Regions from separate parts of the Homo sapiens genome. Here region 1 is linked to region 2. Evidence: chromatin contacts called from ENCODE Hi-C or POLR2A ChIA-PET data. All regions are on one chromosome and are shown on one strand. Each heading gives the region's core, a stretch centred on a gene start or an enhancer-like site at or near the end of the contact. The rest is flanking DNA. Distances are from core to core; before and after follow the strand shown.

Region 1 (6,100 bases), core at 295-2,794, 270 kb before region 2:
TTCTGAAACCTCAAAAATAGATATGTAAATGTCATCTGAAGCTGTGTCATTTTTACTTAATTTTTGGCATAACCTGTCGCCTCAAAAAGTCTTTGTGGCTTGTGTATGGCAGGCAAACGGTGTCAGATGCACTTCCAAAGTGCCATGAGGCGTGGACTGGACGTCAGCTCTGCTTTGCACGTGCAATTCCTGCCTGCAGAACTGCAGCTAGCATCTGCTGCCTCTGGCATCTGCTGCCTCTGGATGAGCCTCTATTTGGAAAGTGGGAATTATTTTTTCTTCCACATCCAAGACCAGCAGAGTAGCTTTCAATCCCAGTCAACTGCTCTTTGCCGCAGAAATCAATATAAGCAACAGAGGAAAAAAACAATAAAGGGGCTAAGCCTCCAAAATCTTGCATTTTCCCTTGGCTCGGGCAAAGGTCCCCTCATTTCTTTCAAGAACACCAGAGGCAAGAGTTTGAGGTGGGGGCCGCAGGAGCACGTACCACAAGACCTTCTTACTGAGCCACAATCTGCAGCTAACTCTTGGTCAATCTGTGCAGTGGAGAAGCGGCACACAACATATCAAAATCTAGTTAAAAAATAAAACAAAACCCCTCATGGTCACATCTTTGTTCAAACTATCTTACTAGAGCTCGTGCTTCCAAAGAATCAGATAGACTCATTTGAGAGTCTACTCTAAATCTTGCCCTCCCCTGTAGCTGGAATGGTCCCTAAACAGCTCTGAGATGGCCAGAGAATACCAGTGGAAACAGCTAGTAACAGCCACTTCCTACCTCTGTAGGGTTCTACCAAATACTTGCACATACCTTGTCTTATTTGGTCATTTTCCACAGTGTGGGATACCATAGGTGTGACCATTTTCTCAGCTGAGAAAAGGGAGGCTCAGGGAGTGCACAGAGAAATATACAACGGAATAGGTCCAGGAAGTGCCAGATCTCGAGGTCAAACCATGATACTAATAATTACCCTCGACTGCCTCTGTTGTAAGCCACCATATTCAATCTTTTGATAGACAGAGAAATGGGAGACTCAAACAAGTGACAGAGACAGAACCGGGGGTTTCACACAAGGTCTCACAGAGCCTACAGCCTGAATTCCGTCTCAGCCTAGGAACCCTCTGCAAAATCCAGATGTTTTGCCTTCAGGCCCAGCTGGCCTTCGACCACAGAGCACTCACAAAGTGCAGCAGGGCCCCGCTGGGAGGCCCCACTCCACTCCGAGTGCTGCTTCTAACTGCAGCCCCCGCACGGCAGCCCGCCACCCAACTGACTGCTCTGGGCTATTTATGAGATGGTCCCTGCTCTCGGGAGACGTCCCTCTTTGGATTATTCATCCTCTCCTCACCCCCAAAGCAGCAAAACCAGCACACGCCGTCCCCCCAGCGTCAAGCCCCACTCCAGGGTTTGCAGGCAGCTGCCTCCCTCTCCGCCCCCTCTTTTAGAGACAGTCAGGGCTCCAGACTCTCCGCTGGGCTCTGTGCTGAATGTTACCCTTTGTCTCAGAACCCTGGGCTGGCTCTGACGGCTGGAAAGCCTGAACAACAATGATGAATCAGAGTATTTATTTTTGAGGTTTTCTCCAAGCTGCCTCTTCATCAGCTCTGAAATAGCAGCATTCAAGCTGCCACAGACACTTCCCGAAGTTTGCTGGCCTAGGGTTCCCAATGGGGAAAACATCACCTCCCTGGCAACAAACACAACAGCCTCCTAACACCCCTTCTGCAGGAGAGGCACCAACTGCATCTCTCCAAAAGACGGGTGGCCTACATGTTTAAATTGATTTTCGAAATTATTTTCAAATCCCTCGGGTTGCGTGAGCAAGGGTGGATTTCTATTTCTAAGTGTGGTGACCTTTTCTAAAACTGTTTTATGCTTTTCACTCTTCTGTGATTGGTGCCACCTAGGACTGCACACTGCATTCATTTGGTGTGTCTGAGTGAGCTGTTTAATCCAGAACAAGGAAACTCATCCCTTCAAATCTGAATTAAAGAAGCATCTCTCTGGGTACGATGAGGTTTTCTGATGTAAAACTCTCATCTAAAAGTTAGCCATTCTTATTAAGATTGAAACCTTAGGCCGGGCGCGGTGCTTACGCCTGTAATCCCAGAACTTTGGGAGGCCAAGGCGGGCAGATCACAAATCAGGTGATCGAGACTATCCTGGCTAACACAGTGAAACCCCATCTCTACTAAAAATAAAAAAAAATTAGCTGGATGTGGTGGCGGGCGCCTGTAGTCCCAGCTACTCAGGAGGCTGAGGCAGGAGAATGGCGTGAACCTGAGAGGCGGAGCTTGCAGTGAGCCGAGATCACGCCACTGCAATCCAGCCTGGAGGACAGAGCAAGACTCCATCTCAAAAAAAAAAAAAAGATTTCAAAGCTTAAATTAAATGAATTTAATGAAATAACTAGCCTTGCAAAAGGGAAACGTAAGAATAACTCACAAATTAGAAAAGTATTGTTTCTTGCTGTGCTGCTTGATGGCTTGTCACAGCAGAACAATATCCTCCACCCAAAGCGTTTATTTACACACATACACTCAGCCTGACGTTTAAGAGTGCAAAGGAGTTTTTAAAAAAGGCAGCTGGGGAAAAAACAAGAGTGAAAATCTGAGGACACCACACAGAAATACAATGATGTCTACACATGAAACTCAGTCTCCAATAAAAAATGTTTTAGTACATTTGCCTGTGAACAGATGAGCTTTGGTAAGTGTTGAGATCAGAAGGGAGTGGACTGTTCTTTTCATCACAGTTCCGAAGATAAAAGGAGAAGTACAGACTGCTGATAAAAGTCTGGCAGCATAACTGTTAATATGCCTATGCCTTCGATGAGGGCCTCAGATACCGGGGCTCAGGAGACAGCATGTGGTCAGCAGAAATGGCGATGCTGTTCTCCCTGGGATGGCCCTCCTGGGTCCTCTGGGCACATTACACTGTCAGGTAGTTTGCTAACTGGAATGCTTTCTGGCTAAGAGCAGAATTCTGTTTTGCTACGGTACTCATTCCAACCTATGAAGGTTATCCTCAAATCCCAAATGCCACTAATGCCCATCACTGGAACTGGACAGTACTGCCCACAAGGGATGAGAATAAAAACAGCTGCCATTTACTAACTGCTGGAGATCCCACCAGATGCTTCAGGTCTACTCATTACTTAATTCTCACACAGCCACCCCACTCAACCAAATAAGCTTGAGGTTTTCTCCAAGCTGCCTCTTTATCAACTCTTAAATAGCAGCATTCAAGCTGCCACAGACACTTCTCGAAGTTTGCTGGCCTAGGGTTCCCAATGGGGAAAACATCACCTCCCTGGTGACAAACGCAACAGCCTCCTAACACCCCTTCTGCAGGAGAGGCACCAAGTGCATCTCTCCAACGCAGATGAGTGAGGATGAATAAGCCAAAGAGGGATGTCTCCCGAGAGCAGAGACTGTCTCATAAATAGCCCAGAGCAGTCAGTTGGGTGGCAGGTTGCTAGTCTCCCATTTTGCAGAAGAGGAAACTAAGGTTCAGAGTGGTTAAGTAACTCTGAAAGAGGCACAGCTTTAAGTGACAGAGTTGGAGTTTCAAAGCCACATTCTTTACCCTGTGACACATCTCCAGAAGGGATCAGCTCTGGGCCCTCACTACTTCCAAAATAAAGTCTTCAGTAACATCAAGAAAAAGAAAAGGAGTCAGGCGTGGTGGTGGCTCACGCCTGTAATTCTAGCAGTTTGGGAGGCAGAGGCGGGCAGATTGCCTGAGCTCAGGAGACCAGCTTAGGCAACATGGTAAAACCCTGTCTCTACTAAAAATACAAAAAATTAGCTGGGCATGGTGGCGTGAACCTGTAATCCCAGCCACTCGGGAAGCTGAGGCACGAGAACCCCTTAAACCCAGGAGGTGGAGATTGCAGTGAGCCGAGATCATGCCAATGCACTCCAGCCTGGGTGACAGAGCAAGACTCCATCTCCCAAATAAACAAACCAGTAAAAGAAAAGGCACCATGCAAAGGCTCCTGGATACAAAGCAATCTCTTACTCAAAAGAAATATAAAACGTCTAGGAGCTTCAGAAATGGGGAAGTGGAAAATACTTCTATTTTGTTCAGGGAAACGTTGGTATTTTTCTACTGCAAAGATGAGATGGGAAGATGACAAGTCTTAAACATATGCTAAAGAAAGTTCCATCAGATTTGTGTCTCATGACTTTTCTTATGACATGCTCTGAAGACCACACGGCATTCGGATGACAGAGAAAGCTGTCTATACAAAATCTTCCCAAGAATGTTAATATTTAAATGTTGCCCCACATATGGAACCTGAAGAATCCCAACTACAGTTTCAATCAAATCACAAAGAACACTTGGCGTTTAACAATGCAGTTGTGATTCTTAACACTACCTCCTAATATCCTTAGATCCTTAGAGCAACAGACTCATAAGGTTAGAGTTCATTTCAAAATTTTGTACTTTCTCAATCATACTTACCTGCAAGCTTCCACTTGACATCTGTGGCCCCAAATAATTCTCACCATAAATTATGGTAATAATTTACTTTGGTGGACCTGGCTTTGGTGAATTACAGACCTCAAAAAGAACAAAAGGACTGAAATACCGTGGTTTTCCTCCCCACCTCTGATTTTGGGTAGGCAAGAGTCCTCAATTCCTGGACGCATGCTAAATTACTACAAATAAAAACAGCTTCAGGAGCACAGTCGGGGCTTCCCTGAGAGTAAAATTCACAAGGAAGAACTAGAGCCCAGAGAGTGAATTACTGAAATAGAGGTTCTAATAACTGGGGTGATCTACACAAAGAATGCCCAGCTGTATGCACTGGATATGGTGGAGAGGATTTTACAGGTCAGCTCTGTAAGACCAAGCCCCCATCGTTCACCTCTATCTATCAAGCACTCATCTCAGGGACTGGACCCACATGGTGCTCAATCTGATGAGTACAGGAGGATAGAAGAAAGGACAGGTGGCTAAGTCTGTCCCAGGAATCCACAGGAATCTGTCACAGGATCCACTGCAGAAAACTGCAATTCCCACGGGAGAAGAGCAGTTGGAGCCTGTCTCGTTAGCTCTCCTTACTAAAAACAATGGTAATAAAAGTGATAACCACCATCATTGATAGCTTCTACTGCTGCCATTGGTGATGATGACATCAACAGCAGCATCCCCCCTTCTGCAGCTCAGAGGGGTTAAGCAAGAAGCCCAAGGTTACATGGCCAGTAAGGGAAGAAGCCAAGATTCAACCCTGGTCTTCCGGCTCCGAAGTTAACTACATTTATGCTATTCTAATATTTCAGATATTTTAATCTGCATTATCCTTCTTTTCCCAGACTGCATAATCTATGCTGTAACCTCACTAAAGCCTTTCCATGTGGGTTTTATTTTTCTAATCTTGTGTGTTTTCTGTGGCTTTTCTCTGAATGATTGATCAGTGGAGGATCTATCCCCAAGTCAGACATCTGCATTCAGATGGTCTGAACCGGACAGAGTAAAGTTCAGGGAAGTTCTGGAAAGTTCTGAACTTACACCAGGAAAGTTCTAGTCACACAGACAAATAACTCATATTTCTTACACAGCATTTTCCTATCAGGGCTTCTCAATGTCATTTGGGACTGTGATCAGAAATATGCTGAGAGGACTGCAAGAAATGTCAGAATTGGAGAGGCAGAGCATGTGCCAAAAAATAAAAATAAAAATAGAGCAATTAGTCCAAAACCAGGTAAGAAACAGAAATTATGAGTACATTAATATCAGAGGACAGAAGCCAATAGCTATCCAAAGTCAGGCAAATAATTAATAATCAGGAGAATAAGGAGGGGAAAGAAAGGAAATGCTGTCCATTCAGTATGTTCCAGGCATGATGCTGTTTTGATGTAAGTTTTCACTTTTATTTCAAAGGTAGGTATTTTAGTGAAAAGGAAACTGGAGGTCTGGCTTAGATGATACAACCCCACAGCTGTGGGGGCCCCTCATTAGAAGGAGGGGAATGGACTAGAAGAGTTTGTGGTCTCACAGTGCACTGATATCCTATAATTGTTTAAATCTTGTTGTGAGAACAGAGATAGTGACCAGGTAGTGAGGAGATCCCACTAGGATTCAGAAGGG
Region 2 (7,080 bases), core at 3,769-6,268:
TACAGAAACCAGCCAGTTATTGATCAGGCGACTACATGATGGGAATAGAATATTTGGGAATAAGATAATTAAAATAACTATGGGCAGTCCTATTATTGTAGGGGTAATGAAAGAGGCAAATGGATTTTCATTCATTTTAATTCTCAAGGGGTTTTGTTCTTCTATGATTAGAACTTTTCTTAGCATTAGGTTTGCACCGCAGTTCTGATAAATTTCCATCTTTTTCCAGGAATCTTCATGAATATTCCACCCCTTAATTCAATAAACCCATAAATGTAGGGACTCCAAACCCCATTGCACTTGCACTTCCCTTTCTTAAGTGTGTAATTCTGCCTTTGCAATAAATCTCTGTACTTTCACTGAAAGAAAAAAAAAAAAGGTCTCACTCTGTCACCCAGGCTGGAGCGCAGTGGTGCTATCACTGCTTACTGCATTTCAACCTCCAGGGCTCAAGCCATCTTCTCACCTCAGCCTCCCAAGTAGCTGAGACTACAGGCACAGGCCACCATGCCCGGCTAATCTTTTTATTTATTTATTAATTTTTTAGAGACGGGGTCTTGCTATGTTGCTCAGGCTGATCTTGAACTCCTGGCCTCAAGCAATCCTACCACCTCAGCCTTCCAAAGTGCTGGGATTACAGGCATAAGCCACCACACCTGGCCATGATAAAACTCCTTTTTGTCATGGAGAAAATCCTCAGTGCTCCACGCTCAGCTGCTGCATGTTCCAGAGCTTCACTTCTCCCTCCCGCAGTTCAGCCTTTGGCCATTTCATTCCTCATTAGCACCTTCCCTGGGAAGAAGAACAGAGAGAAGCTGGAACTCAGGTCAGTCAATTTTGCTATTAGTAACTGTTGCCAAGATTGAGTTGGGGAGAGGAAAAGAAGCAGTCAAAATAAAGGTTAGGAATTATGTGTATATTTTTATAATACAGCTGTCTATTTCTCTGTCTCTCATTTCTCTCTTTTTTTTTCTTTTTTTTTTTTGAGATGGAGTCTTTCTCTGTTGCCCAGGCTGGAGTGCAGTGGCACTGTGTCAGCTCACTGCAAGCTCCACCTCCCGGGTTCACACTATTCTCCTGCCTCAACCTCCTGAGTAGCTGGGACTACAAGCGCCCGCCACCACACCTGGCTAATTTTTTGTATTTTTAGTAGAGACGGGGTTTCACCATGTTAGCCAGGATGGTCTCGATCTCCTGGCCTTGTGATCCGCCCGTCTCGGCCTCCCAAAATTCTGGGATTACAGGCATGAGCCACTGCGCCCAGCCCTCATTTCTCTTTACTGAAACATCTCTGTAGAAAAGTCTGGGTCCCATGTCTCCACTTCCTCACCCCCACTCATTGCTTAACCCCACTCCCAATCCAGTGTTCTGCTAGGTTTGTCTTTTCCAAGGCCATGAGTAATCTCTTGGTTGCCAAATCATAGGGCCTTTTCTTATCTGTGTGATATTGGAATGGCTAACCTTAACACTCACTGTTCAGATTGCCAGCTATGCCCTTATCTTCTGAGAATACTTGTTGTCTACCCAACTCCATTTTCCCCTTCTGCTTTGCAATGCTTTTCTAGGGATATGTGCCCATCTAAGATACTACACTCCTAAACTCCTTTGCAGCTGTGACCAGTGAGATATGAGCAGGATTATGCACAGAGAGAGGCAGCCTAGAAAGCCATCAGCCACTTCTTCTGGCGGCTTGGACAGGATCCTGACTGTAGCCTCCTTTTTCCAGCCAGCCAGGGCTTTGGAGGCCTGAGATCATTACATCCTAATGAAATTTCCTTTTCCCGAATACAGCTGTGGTCTAAGCAGCCTCCTGTAGAATAAGTGTTCTGGGAGGCTGCAGCTATACCTTTGGGGGTCCCTGAGAAAGGGAACGGGAAATTCATTTGGGAGAAGAGGGTTTCTGTGTGAAGCATTGAGAATGATCCTTGGTTGTTCTTTCTGGTGCAAAGAGTGACATATCGAGAGACAACAGAGCTGTAGGGGATAGGGACAGGAGCCCCACCTAAGCACCAGCACGAGCCAGGCTGGAAGGGGGACCTCTTAGCTTGAGCAGCTGGAAATGCCCAGGTTCCTGCTTGTGCTTAGAGAATTGGAGGAGATTGGAGTGAGAAGTGCTCTGCAGAAGCCTCTGGAAGTCAATCTGACACCTCAGCGGAGGATGAGAAGCAGGCCCCATCAGGAGGACGGGTGGGACTGGGGTGGGGTGGGGCTGCATGGGAATGATTGTGCGGCGAGTAGACGAGCCAAGTAGGAAAAGATCAGCAAGTTGTATAAAGGCCACTGGGGAATACTCCTAGTTAGAGTGGGGGACCTTGGGCACAGTGAGTCACTGTGGCATCACACAATCCTTGCTGGTTTTGTTTTCTCAGTGACACATCTTCCTGATACACTGTGGTCACTCTACTGGCTAGTCTGCAAGTGGTGCCAGCTCACTGAGTCATCTACTGGAAAGACTGTCTTAGGCACGTAATACCTTGCAAAGATAATCTGCACTGCTGTGGGGTGGTCCATAGGGCTCAGATGAATTCCTGAGACTTTGGGTAAATCCTATTCTCTTCTGAGCCTCAGTTTTCTTAGCTATGAAATGAGAGTGGGATTCCACTTATGTGAACAAAGGCTATTGGCTTTGTTGTAAGGACTAACGAGGTGATATATTTATTTCTTATTTTTATTATTTTTATTTTATTTACTATTATTATTATTATTTTTTGGAGATGGAGTCTTGCTCCGCCGCCCAGACTGGAGTGCAGTGGCACAATCTCAGCTCACTGCAACCTCCACTTCCTGGGTTGACACAATTCTCCTGCCTCAGCCTCCCAAGTAGCTGGGATTACGGGCACATGCCAACATGCCTGGCTAATTTTTTTTTTTTTTTTTTGTATTTTAGTAGAGACAGGGTTTCACCACGTTGCCCGGGCTGGTCTCGAACTCCTGAGCTCAGGCAATCCGCCCACCTCAGCCTCCCAAAGTTCTAGGATTACAGGTGTGAGCCACCATGCCTGGCCTGTTTTTATTTATTTTATTTTTGAGACAGAGTCTCACTCTGTCACCCAGGCTGGAGTGCAGTGGTACGATCTTGGCTCACTGCAACTTCTGCCTCCCAGGCTCGAGCAAGCCTCCCACCTCAGCCTCCCCAGTAGCTGGGATTACAGGCATGCACCACCATGTCAGGCTAATTTTTGTATTTTTGGTAGAGATGGGGTCTCACTATGCTGGAGTTGGAGAACTCCTAGGCTTAAGCAATCCTGCCTTGGCCTCCCAAAGTGTTGGGATTACAGGCGTGAGCCACCATGCCAGGTGAGGTCTAGAATTTGAGGCCAGCCTGGGCAACATAGTGAGACCCTGCCTCTACAAAACACTTTAAAAATAATTAGCTGGGCATGGTTGCCTATGCCTGTAATACTAACTACTCAGGAGGCTGAGGTAGGAGGATTGTCAGAGCCCAGGAAGTCCAGGCTGCAGCCGGATGATGGAGCAAGACTCTGTCTCTAAAAAATTTTTGTAAATAGGCCAGGCGCAGTTGCTCACGCCTGTAATCCCAGCACTTTGGGAGGCCGAGACGGGCAGATCACGAGGTCAGGAGATCAAGACCATCCTGGCTAATGCAGTGAAACCCCGTCTCTACTAAAAATACAAAAAATTAGCCAGGCGCGGTGACGGGCACCTGTAGTCCCAGCTGCTTGGGAGGCTGAGGCAGGAGAATGGCGTGAACCCGGGAGGCAGAGCTTGCAATGAGCCGAGATCGCGTCACTGCACTCCAGCCTGGGTGACAGAGCAAGACTCCGTCTCAAAAAAAAAAAAAAAAATTGTAAATAATAATGATTTAAAAAAACATTCAGGCTCTTTCTGATACTTATGCATGGTCTAATGAATTCCCTTTCTTCTTGTTTGTGCAATGGCTGTCTCTAACACAAGGTTTAGACTTTTGAATACTTTTTTTTTTTTTGCACAGATACCGTTTCTTTTTCTTGTTTAGACACAGGATCTTGCTCTGTCACTGTCACCTAGGCTGGAGTGTGTAGCTATCACAGCTCACTGCATCCTCCAACTTCTGGGCACAAGGGATCCTGCCACCTCAGCCTCTTGAGTAGCTGGGACTACAGTTATGTACCACCCAGGCCCAGCTACACTTTTTAAAGAGATGGGGGTCTTGGTACATTGTCCAGCTGGTCTAGAACTCCTGGACTCAAGCAGTCCTTCTGCCTTGGCCTCTCAAGGTGCTGGGGTTGCAGGCATGAGCCACTGTGCCCAGCTTTTTGTTGTTGTTGTTTTGTTTTCGTTTTGTTTTGAGAGACAGGCTCTATCTCTGTCTCCCAGGCTAGAGTGCAGTGGCATAATCATAGCTCACTATAGCCTTGAATTACTGGGCTCAAGCAACCCTCCTGTCTTAACCTCCAGTGTAGCTAGGAATTTAGGTGTGTGGCACAACACCTGGCTGATTTTTAATTTTTTTATATAAATGGAGTCTCACTATGTTGGCCAGGCTGGTCTCAAACTCCTGGCCTCAAGCAATCCCCCTGCCTTGGCCTCCCAAGGTGCTGGGATTACAACCTTGATCCACCATGCCTGACCAGCACAGATAATTATTAATGATTGTTTCATACTCCAGATGTCAGCTTGCTTTGCAAAAATGTAGCAGTATCTATTATGTTCTTTGTAAAGATACGAGTAATAAAAGCTCACACTGCAAAATTTTCACAAATGTAATTTCATTTATTCTTCACCAAAGCCTTATTTTGTGGATCAGAACATTGAGGTTCACTGCCATCATGACTGATTTTCTAATTGTTATGATATCCTTCTGGAAAGGTGGGGTTTTTTTTTGCTGTTATCGTACATCTCAAGGGCCTTTAATGGGATGAGTGACTCACTGTAAAGTTTGTAAGTTGGGTGACTTTATCACTGACATCCCTCAGGAACAGCCACAAGAAGTAAATGGGGGTGGATTTTTAGTGTTTGCCACTGACACATTCTTAGTTTTAGCCAAAAAAAAAAAAAAAAGAAAAAGAAAAAAAGAAAAAGCTAAAGCAACTCATTACACAAGAATGCCGCCCCGTCTTGGACTCTCCTCTTCAACAAGGATGATTCCTGCCCTGTAAAATTACATTGTAAGAAACGTGTCAAAGATGAAAAAATTTGGAAGCATGTTCAATCAATAAGATTGCTGGAAAGCAAATGGAAATTACATTCTATCCAGGGAAAAGGAGAGCCAGCCACCTGCCAGAAATGGAAAGTTCACAGGACTGAAAAATAGCATCTGGCTTCCTTTGCAGTAGAATGTGGAGCCAAAAAGATACTTTCACTTAAAGGCAGTTAGGAAATTACCAGTTTGCTGTGAAGAGCACTGACCAGAGGGTGGGGAGAGGTGACAGAGGACAGCCACTGGAATCGGAGGAACCTGGCTGCTGATCTGGGCTCCTTCACTTCTGGGATAACCCCAGGCAAATTATCAACCTCTCCGGGCTGTTGTGGGAATTAAACAGAATAATGCATACAGGGCCCCTGTTAGCATCATATGCATCTAACATGCTAGTCCTCTTCCTCCACCCGTTGGGATCACCTTGTGACTTTCACCTTTTTTTGGTTGCTGTTGTTATTTGGTTTTTCTTAGTTTACATCAGACACCTTGTGCAGTGGGCGCCATCTCCCTTTATGGAAGGTGAAGAGGCCTCATGCTTCTTGCCTCTGACACGTGAAGAACAGGAACACGAACAGGCCTGAACTCTTATGCACTTTCATATCTTTTTGTTTTTTTTTTTTTTTTTTTTTTTTTTGAGGCAGGTTCTCACTCCGTCATCCAGGCTGGAGTACAGTGGCACAAACTCGGCTCACTGCAACCTCCGCCTCCTGGGTGCAAGCAATTCTCCTGCCTCAGCCTCCTGAGTAGCTGGGATTATAGGTGCCTACCACCATGCCTGGTTAATTTTTTTGTATTTTTATTAGAGACGGGGTTTCACCATGTTGGCCAGGCTGGTCTCGAACTCCTGACTTCAAGTGATCTGCCTCCCTTGGCCTCCCAAAGTGCTGGGTTTACAGGCATGAGCCACCGTGCCTGGCCGAACTTTCATATCTTCATTTGGATTGCCTGAAAGCAGAACAACAGGCAAGGGCATGGGTGTCGGGAGTTTATTTTGGGAGTCATCCTAGGGAGCAAGGCTGTAGGAGTGAGGAAAGTGAGATGTAAAAGGAGGTGGCAACAATGAAGGCTGTCTTGCTGAGCTTCTCAGTGTGGACACTGGAGCTCCATCCATCCTGTTGGGGACCATCTGATGAACAATATAGAATGAATCTCACAGTTACTCTTAACGGAAGCCTAGAGCAATTTCACTCCTGGTCATGTACCCAAGAGAAATGAAAACATATGTCCACACAAAAACTTGTATATGAATATTTATAGTAATGCTAGTCATAATAGCTAAAGGTGGAAACAACCCAAATATGTCCATCAACTGATGAAGGGATAAATAAAATGTGGTATATCCATACAGTGGAATATTATTCAGCCATAAAAGGGAATGAAGGTTTTTTTGTTTTGTTTTGTTTTTTTGAGACAGAGTCTCGCTCTGTCATGTAGGAGTGCAGTGTGTGATCTTGGCTCACTGCAATATTCACCTCTGGGTTCCAGGGTTCAAGTGTTTCTCCTGCTTCAGCTTCCTAAGTAGCTGGGATTACAGGAACGCACCACCATGCCTGGTTAATTTTTGTATTTTTGGTAGAGACGGGGCTTCATCCTCTTGGCCAGGCTGGTCTCAAACTCCTGACCTCAAGTGATCTGCCCACTTCAGCCTCCCAAAGTGCTGGGATTACAGGCATGAGCCACATGAAGTTCTGATACATGCTAGAACATGGGTGAATCTTGACAAGATTATGCTAAGCAAAAGAAGCCAGACACACAAGACCATGTACTCTATGGTTCCATTTGTTTGAAATGTTAACAACAGGGAAATTTATAGAGAAATGAAGTAGATTAGTGGCTGCCTAGGGATGAGAGGATTAGGGGAGTAGGAGGGTGATAGCTTAAAGGGTTTGTTTTGGGCATGATAAAAATGTTCTAAAATTAATTGACTGTGGTGATGGTTG

What was found. A loop is a pair of places that touch in the nucleus more often than their neighbours do. ChIA-PET counts read pairs that join two places held with the same protein, here RNA polymerase II (POLR2A). Pooled maps may share reads with other maps.
Region 1: a map of chondrocyte shows a loop between it and region 2 (2.2-fold over the local background). The contact joins two enhancer-like sites. A Hi-C loop is called at or near these places in 1 of 168 maps with a recorded cell type or tissue (chondrocyte) and 2 of 50 pooled maps. POLR2A ChIA-PET finds 5 or more read pairs at or near these places in 4 of 52 experiments (BJ, GM12878, Panc1 and 1 more).

What each region holds. Positions count from the first base shown.
Region 1 is chr17:66,535,680-66,541,779 of GRCh38, reverse strand. The region is part of intron 3 of PRKCA (protein kinase C alpha); the gene reads right to left. Among named protein-coding and RNA genes, the nearest start is that of PRKCA-AS1, 120 kb to the right of the region's middle. Within about 2 kb of position 1,544, at least 17 of the 41 ENCODE cell types and tissues checked have a DNase peak (open chromatin) inside an H3K27ac peak, as active enhancers do.
Region 2 is chr17:66,271,114-66,278,193 of GRCh38, reverse strand. No RefSeq gene overlaps it. Among named protein-coding and RNA genes, the nearest start is that of PRKCA, 28 kb to the left of the region's middle. RefSeq lists a silencer at 1,369-1,663. Within about 2 kb of position 5,018, at least 5 of the 41 ENCODE cell types and tissues checked have a DNase peak (open chromatin) inside an H3K27ac peak, as active enhancers do.